2 separate regions of the Homo sapiens genome follow, and region 2 is linked to region 1. The links are chromatin loops, found by intact Hi-C in ENCODE. Cell type or tissue: mammary epithelial cell. All regions are shown on one strand. Links, peaks and the distances in the headings refer to the core of each region. The heading gives the core; the rest is flanking DNA.

What was found. Hi-C counts contacts between places; a loop is a spot of excess contacts. Peaks named below come from ENCODE experiments on the same cell type or tissue, not always from the same donor. Only the 100,000 strongest peaks of a DNase experiment are listed, where the experiment ranks them.
Region 2: a loop joins it to region 1, with 19 times the contacts of the local background. A loop is called at or near these places in 3 of 110 quality-filtered maps.

What each region holds. Positions count from the first base shown.
Region 1 is chr16:75,197,692-75,202,081 of GRCh38, reverse strand. No RefSeq gene overlaps it. Among named protein-coding and RNA genes, the nearest start is that of CTRB2, 7.3 kb to the left of the region's middle. RefSeq lists enhancers at 506-585, 2,437-2,731, 3,770-4,270. In mammary epithelial cell, for the core only: a CTCF peak has its summit at 2,576 (motif pointing left); a DNase peak (open chromatin) is centred at 2,561.
Region 2 is chr16:75,548,512-75,552,901 of GRCh38, reverse strand. All of the region lies in intron 2 of TMEM231 (transmembrane protein 231), which reads left to right. Among named protein-coding and RNA genes, the nearest start is that of TMEM231, 5.5 kb to the left of the region's middle. RefSeq lists enhancers at 2,554-2,613, 2,654-2,723. In mammary epithelial cell, for the core only: a CTCF peak has its summit at 2,467 (motif pointing right); a DNase peak (open chromatin) is centred at 2,421; H3K4me3 peaks cover 182 bases; H3K27ac peaks cover 648 bases.

The sequences.
Region 1 (4,390 bases), core at 145-4,144:
ATTTTCTTCTGATGTTTTTATCTGGCTTTTGTATCAGGGTAATGCTGGCTTCCTAATCTGTATGTATCCATTTGTGATTTTTTAACATCACAAATTTAGATACTCAGCTCAGTAATTTTCAGTGTGTTCTTTTCTCATAAAAGTATTTCAGGAGGCAAGCTTTCCTCCAAACACTGCTTTCATTGTATTTTTTTTTTTTTTTTTTTTGAGATGGAGTCTTGCTCTTATGCTCAGACTAGAATGCAGTGGCATGATTTCTGCTCACTGCAACCTCTCCTGAGTTCAAGTGATTCTCCCTCCTCAGCCTCCCAAATAGCTGGGATTACAGGTGTCCACCACCATGCCTGGCTAATTTTTGTATTTTTAGTAAGAACAGGGTTTCACCATGTTGGCCAGGCTGGTCTCAAACTCCTGACCTCAACTGATCCACCTACCTCGGCTTCCTAAAGTGCTGAGATTACAGGTGTGAGCCACCACACCTGGCCTTTTTTATTGCAATTTGATACACACTTTATAGTTCTAAGTCTTTTTCATTTCCTCCCCTGTACAGTGCCTCGGCATGACCCACTTTATCCTGAGGGCACCTGCAGGCCAGGGGCAGGCACCCATTGCCCCAAAGCCCTGGAGCTGGGTCGGAAGCAGAGCAGAACCCTGGTGCTCACTTCCTGTTTTTTCCTTGCACAGCCGAGTTCACAGCCTTCTGCCTTGGGCCACAGCTCTAGCCTCCCCACGTAACCACAGGTTCCGATCTTTGCTTCTTCTCCCAGGTCTTCCTGTCTCTTGATGTTTCCCTCTAAAGATCCATCATGGGCTGGGAATGGTGGCTTACGCCTGTAATCCTAGCACTTTTGGGGGCCGAGGAGGGCAGATCATGAGGTCAGGAAATTGAGACCATCCTGGCCAACATGGTGAAACCCCATTGCTATTAAAATACAAAAATTAGCCAGGTGTGGTAGTGGGTGTCTGTAGTCCCAGCTACTCAGGAGGCTGAGGCAGGAGAATCGCTTGAACCCAGGAGGCAGAGGTTGCAGTGAGGCGAGATCTTGCCACTGCACTCCAGCCTGGTGACAGAGTGAGACTCCATCTAAAAAAAATCTATCATGGCTGGTCCTGGGGGGCAGCCAACATTCCACACTAACCCGGCATCTTGGCAGGAATGGAATGGGCTCCCTCCTGCATTTTCTACTTCACTGGCTTTCCTAATACCTTTCTCTGCCCGTGCACTGTCAGCCGTTCTGATGATGCGTCTAATAGGTTGGAATTAAGGTTATAGATGGAATTTAATTATAAGGACATGAAGAGAAATTAACTTGGAGAATGGATGTGTGAAGAGGGGAAAAGCAAAATGAGAGAGAGCTTGGGCACAGGAGTGGGATCCAAAGTCGACTATTAAAAATAGTATCAAGCCGGCCGGGCGCAGGGGCTCACACCTGTAATCCCAGCACTTTGGGAGGCAGAGGCAGGCGGATCATCTGAGGTCAGGAGTTCGAGTCCAGCCTGGCCAACATGGTGAAACCCCCATCTCTACCAAAAATACAAAAATTAGCCAGGCGTGGTGGCACATGCCTGTAATCCCAGCTACGCAGGAGGCAGAGGCACAAGAATTGCTTGAACCCAGGAGGCAAGAGGTTGCAATGAGCCAAGATGGTGCCACTGCACTCTTGCCTGGGCAACAGAGTGAGACTGTCTCAAAAAAAAAAAAAAAAGCAGAGGCGGGTGGATTGTTTGAGGCCAGGAGTTTGAGACTAGCCTGGGCAACATAGTGAGACTCCTTTAAAAAAAAGAAAAAGTAGCTGGGTGCAGCGGGTGGCACCTGTAATGTGCTGCTCAGGAGGCTGGGGCATGAGGATCACTTGAGCCCAGGAGTTCGAGGCTGCAGTGAGCTATGATCACACCACTGCACTGCAGCATGGGTGACAGAGCAAGACCCTGTCACCCTGTCTTTCTCTGTGTGTGTGTGTGTGTATTTTTTTTTCTTTTTTTGAGATGGAGTCTTACTCTGTTGCCCAGGCTGGAGTGCAGTGGTGCAATCTCAGCTCACTGCAACCTCTTCCTCCCAGGTTCAAGCAATTCTCCTGCCTCAGCCTCCTGAGTTGCTGGGATTACAGGTGCATGCCACCATGCCCAGCTAATTTTTGTATTTTTAGTGGAGACATGTATTTCACCATGTTGGTCAAGCTGGTCTCGAACTCCTGACCTCAGGCGATCCACCCACCTCGGCCTCCCAAAGTGCTGGGATTACAGGTGTGAGCCACCGCGCTGGGTGTCTCTATATATAATTAGAGCCACCGCGCCCAGTCTCTCTCTATATAATTAAGAGCCAGGTTTCTTAAGGAAACTCCCAGCTCAGTGAGGGAGAACTGCTCTTAAACACAGAGGAAATTACATGTATTTTATTATGTCAACAACCATCTACATACAAATAAATGTGAGGCGTAAGTAATATAAAAATGGAATAGCAAGCACAAACCTGGCTAAGGGACTTTTTCACTTGCTGGTGAAATCTGCGTCTGTCCCCCGCTCCACCCACCGGCCTCCCAAGAGTCTGAAAACCACCCGGTATAAGGCTGCCACCTGGTGGCCAATATGAAAACTGCATATAGCTATGCCTTACTGTTCCTAACCCAGCGTTGTTTCAAAGAAATACAAAAGAAATACAAGGCGAGCCAAATGGATGATTTTAAATTTTCTGGTAGCCCTACTGAAAAAGTAAAAAGAGGCCGGGCACGGTGGCTCACGCCTGTAATCCCAGCACCTTTGGGAGGCTGAGGCGGGCGGATCGCTTGAGCCCAGGAGTTCGAGACCAGTCTGGGCAACATAGTGAGACCCTCTTCTCTACAAAAAAAAAATGCAAAAATTAGCTGGGTGTGGTGGTGAGACCCTGTCTCTTAAAAAAAAAAAAAAAAAAAAGAGGGACTGGCGCGGTGGCTCACGCCTGTAATCCCAGCACTTTAGGGGGCCGAGACAGGCGGATCACGAGGTCAGGAGATGAGACCATCCTGGCTAACACGATGAAACCACGATGAAACCCCGTCTCTACTAAAAATACAAAACAATTAGCCGGGTGTGGTGGCGGGCACCTGTAGTCCCAGCTACTCAGGAGGCGGAGGCAGGAGAATAGCATGAACCCGGGAGGCGGAGCTTACAGTGAGCTGAGATCTCGCCACTGCACTCCAGCCTGGGCGACAGAGCAAGACTCCGTCTCAAAAAAAAAAAAAAAAGAAAAAAGAATTTTAATAATATATTTTATTTAACCCAATATATCTACATATTTCAACATGTAATCAGTATTTTAAAATTATTAATGATATATTTTACACTCTTACACTCTTTCAAACCTAGTGTGTAATTTGCACTTCCATCACATCTCCACCTGGATGCTACATTTTCATGAGAAATACTCGATCTGCATTTACATCTTGTAAAACTTACAGTTGAAAAGGTAGACTCACACCCAAATTGTCCCAAATATGCTTAAAAGCTTCCAATTATGTGTTATATTGACAAGTACAGTTAAGCAAAAGGCTGAGTTTAATCAGGGGTCGCACTTGATTTAATCTCAGCTTAAAAACAGATTCCTCCTCGGGCGGGGGTTCCCCCACCCTTGGTCTGAGTTAGACCACGTTAAACAGTGCACGCGCCTCTCCCCGCCCATCGGGTGATCTGGCTTTCTACTAACAGAAACGTCTGGAGCAGTCGCAAGAGAATCCTGTCTCGGACCAGCCTGCATCTGTACCTAATCTAGTGGTTGCGTGATTAGCCACCCAGATTCCCTCCAGGACTGCAGGCCGACCTCCCCACGCGCTGCTGTGGACAGCAGACAGTCCGCAGCTGCCGTCCTCTTTGGGAGTTTCCTCAGCTGAAGAGCATCATCTTGACCTCGGGTCCTGCCTCCTTTCTGGGCAGCTGCATCCAGTGATTGGTCAGTAGGGTTTTTTAAAGGTCCAGTCTTTTCACCCAAACTTGGGACGATGTTGAGGCTCTATCTTCCTCTGCCCAACATTGCTCTTTCCCTACCCCTACGAGTCTTCGGTTCCAAAGGTATTGCTCCTGGGGTACCAGTAAACTTCTGTGTGGTCATCTTTATCTCAGAGTCTACTTCCTGTGGGGAGCTCCAGCTATGATCGTGTGTGCCGGGAGTGAGCTGCAAAATGCGGATGCTGAGGTGGGATTCTGGAGCTGGACTGCTGACTACCAGGCTGGCAGTGAGGACCTCTTCATGGTTGGTAGAGGAAGCGTAGATAGGTCGGGCACACGGTAGCAATGAGGTTGTGAAAGCTTCCACTGCTGATGAAATGCAATGGTATTCTGGGGAACACTATCCACTAGTGGGTGCCCTGTGTCAGGAGTTTGAGGTATGAGGGGAGAGAATACCTATAGAACGTAGGGC
Region 2 (4,390 bases), core at 123-4,122, 350 kb before region 1:
GGACTGAAGGTTATAGAAGGATTCCAGAGGATGAGTGGAGAGTACCGTGTTTCTAAGACACCTGTTTCTTCTCATCCCTGAAATCAGTGTCTTCCTGTCTGTGGTTATCAACTGTTGGCAAGGAGGCAGGTATGGCATAGTTCTCATTGCTTACACCTGTGCCGGCATCAAAACATGCAGAAGGGGCATCATTTCTGTGTAAGAGGTAGGTGTTAGAAAAATAAAAATGCAATTAAAAAGAAGGGGCATCAGCAACCTCAGAGGAAACCCCAGAGACAGTAGTAGAACATTTTTTTAACCCCTGAATTGAATGGAGAGCAAGTAAGGGAAAGTTTGAGAGGCTTTTAAAAACAGGAAAGCTCTCCATAATTTCAAAGTCTGCTTAAGGGCCCAGACCAATGGCTTTTAGTTTCTTTTATGAATTGTTTGTTTGTTTGTTTGTTTGTTTTGAGACAGGGTCTCACTCTGTCACCCAGACTGGAGTTCAGTGGCGCAATCTTGGCTCACTGCAGCCTCCGCCCCCCAGGTTCAAGAGATTCTCCTGCCTCAGCCTCCGAAGGAGCTGGATTACAGGCTCCTGCCACTACGCCTGGCTCATTTTTGTATTTTTAGTATAGATGAGGTTTTACCATGTTGGCCAGGCTGGTCTCGAACTCCTGAGCTCAAGTGATCTGCCTGCCTCGGCCTCCCAAAGTGCTGGGACTATAGGCATGAGCCACCATGCCCAGCTGAATTTTTGTTTTTTGTTTTTGTTTTTCTTTTAATGCTGTATCACCAACATGTTTGATGGCACAAAGGACAAAGTTGCATAGAAAAGTATGGGTTGTTGACTGAGTTAAAGTGTTACTCAAAAGGATGAGGATGTAAAGAAGTTTTAGGAATCCCTGAATCAATTTATTTTGCCTATATTTTTCTTTCTTTTCTTTTCTTTTTTTTTTTTGAGATGAAGTCTCACTCTGTTGCCCAGGCTGGAGTGCAGTGGCGCAATCTCTTCTCACTGCAACCTCCGCCTCCTGGGTTCAAGCGATTCTCCTGCCTCAGCCTCATGAGTAGCTGGGATTACAGGCAGGCACCACCACGGCCGGCTGATTTTTGTATTTTTAGTAGAGACGGGATTTCATCATGTTGGTCAGGCTGGTCTCGAACTCCTGACCTCAGGTGATCCACCCACCTCGGCTTCCCAAAGTGCTGGGATTACAGGCGTGAGCCACTGCCCCGACCTATTTTGCTTATATTTTTCTAAGTAAATAAACATATCTGTGTAAATATGTCTAAATCTAAAAGCTCTTTTAGTAACTTTTTAAAAAGTAAGTGATTAGAAAAGTGTCATAGTTTAATTGGAAATGTTTTTCTTTTATCAGTGGTATATAAAATAATGGTTCATTTTATAAGTAATGGTATCTTAGATTGAAATACAAGGCTGAGCACTGTGGCTCATGCCTATAATCTCAGCACTTTGGGAGGCTAGCCCCTTGAGCTCAGGAGTTCCAGACCGCCTAGGCAACATAGTGAGGCCCTACTATAAAAAATTTAAAAATTAGCCAGGGGTAGTGGTGAATGCCTATAGTCCCAGCTACTCAGGAGGCTGAGGTGGGAGGATCACTTGAGCCTGAGAGGTCAAGGCTGCAATGAGCTGTGATCGTGCCACTGCACTCTAGCCTTTTTTGACCCTGTATCAAGAAAAAAAGAAATAGAAAAAAAAAGAAATACAGGTAGAAAGGTGGAAAGGAACCACGAAGTGGCAGTTTCTGCTTTGCTAGAGACCCACAACTGGTGCCAAAGAGTATTTTTAGCTTAAAAAGAAAGGAGCACCCGGTGATGACAAGTATATGGTGAAATAGACACTGGTATAAACTAGGAAATTAACCTTTAATAAAAGAATATGGGCCGGGCGCAGTGGCTCACGCCTGTAATCCCAGCACTTTGGGAGGCCGAGGCGGATGGATCACCTGAGGTAGGGAGTTCTAGACCAGCCTGGCCAACATGGTGAAACCCCGTCTCTACTAAAAACACAAAAATTAGCCGGGTGTGATGGCAGGTTCCTGTAATCCCAGCTGTTTGGGAGGCTGAGGCACGAGAATTGCTTGAACCCGGGAGGCGGAGATTGCAGTGAGCTGAGATTGCACCACCCATACTCCAACCTGGGCAACAGAGCCAGACTGCATCTCAAAAAAAAAAAAAAAAGAATACGACTTAAATGAATGAAATGTACGCAAACAAAACAGAAACCAAACAAAATTCCAACAAACCGTCAGATGCTGGGAATTCCTGACGGGGAAAAAAGTCACACATCAGGATACTCTGGAAACAATGGCACTTGAATTTCTGGCAATTCCTGCAGTCAGGTGGTGTGCTGGTTATGAGGTATTGTCTCAGCTCCAAACCCACCCTCCTACGCTCAGCTTCCAGGTTCCTGCTGAGATGCTGGAAACCACCTTCTTCCCCTGCAGCTTCCTGTTAGGTTCTGCCAGTAGGAGGCATGATGAGCCTTGTTCTGGGAGTGCAGAAAAAAAGAAATGAAACCAGTCACCACTGCCAGGGTGAAGAACCACTGTGGATGCCACAAACAGGGACAACCAGCAAACAGGAAGGAGCAGGACGCCTCTCCTACCGGCTTCAAGGTTCCCTCTAGTGCATGCTTCCTCCAAGCTCAGAGGTCCTGGCCCCATCTGGGCCGCGGTCCCTTCTTGAAGTCTGAGGCTCAGCTCTTCGAGGCCTCTTCCCTGAACCTCTAAGTTCTATCAGTCCCACCCGCTTCCCCTTCTTCTCTAGTCCTAGGTGTGGGAAATGTTCCCTGCAGCTACTATCTCTGTGTTGCTGGGATATCCCCTTTTTACGTCTTCAGTCCTCTAATACCTATGGGACTATTTATTCCCTATGTTAAATTCCCTCTGGCCAGGTGCGGTGGCTCATGCCTGTAATCCCAGCACTTTGGGAGGCTGAGGCGGGCAGATCACCCAAGGTCAGGAGTTTGAGAATAGCCTGGCCAACACGGTGAAACCCCATCTCTACTAAAAATGCAAAAATCAGCTGGGCGTAGTGGCGCACACCTGTAATCCCAGCTAGTCAGGAAGCTGAGGCAGGAGAATCACTCGAACCTGGGAGGTGGAGGTTGCGGTGAGTGGCGATTGTGCCACTGCACTCCAGCCTGGGCAACAGAGTAAGACTTCGTCTCAAAAAAAAAACAAAAAAATTCCCTCTGACTCTGCTCAGTACATGCGTGTGGATTTCATGTGTATCTCTAAAGGGTTATCCTCCTTTAACCATGAGAAATCTTTTCAGTTAGAGTTCTTATGAGCTATTATAGAAGAGCCCTGAATCAGGAGTCAGCAAACCAAGATCCTTGTCCCACAAGGTCCTAGTCCCAATTCTGTCACTGGGTTTCATAACCTCACCCTCAATTTATCTATCCATATACAGGGCATGAGAGTACCCACATCTCTCCTGGGATATGCAGAGGAATCACGTGGGACAATGAATGGATATAAAAATTGTTCCAAAGCCTGTATATACGTTGTAGATATAAGGTGGTGGTGTGATATGTGAATTCTCTTGGCTAAGTACCAGTTGGAGGTTAGATAGCGACCTAGAATTTGTGTTAAAGAAGTAGTAGCCTTTGAATGCCTGCCTTTGTTAGCTATTGCACATATGTTAAACTTACTTTCAACTAAATGGAATTAAATAATTGATTTATTCAGTGGTCCAAGTGATAACAGAGGAGCACAGCCAAACTTCGCCAGCCCCAGGAGGGTGAGAGTCCAGCTTGGTGACAGGTCATTTGTGGGAGACACATCCTTTCCATCGAAACTTCTCTCCCCCCTCTCTCCACCCTGCTCTCCTTCTCACCCACTCTGCCAGATGCATTGATCCCACGGGTACCCAGAGCACATGTACCTGATTAGCCTGGATCCCTCCTCTCTGAGATGTTCCTGCACCCCATCACTTCACTTCCTTCAGGACTCCAACAAGTTGGGTCATCCTGAATATTTAAAAATTTCTGTTAAATTCTTTTTGGGTTTTTTTGTTGTTTGTTTGAGATAGAGTCTTGCTCTGTCACCAGGCTGGAGTGCAGAGGCACGATCTCGGCTCACTGCAACCTCCACCTTCTGGGTTCAAGCGATTCTCCTGCCTCAGCCTCCCTAGTAGCTGGGATTACAGGTGCACGCCACCATGCCTAGCTAATTTTTGTATTTTTAATAGAGGCAGGGTATCGCCATGTTGCCCAGGCTGCTCTCGAACTCCTGAGCCCAAGCAATCCACCCACCTGGGCCTCCCAAAGTGCTGGGATTATAGGCATAAGCCACCACGCCTGGCCAATTTCTGTTAAATTTTACCTTCATTATTCTCTAATTTTAGCCTGCTTCATTTCTGTCAGCGGCACTTGTCACTG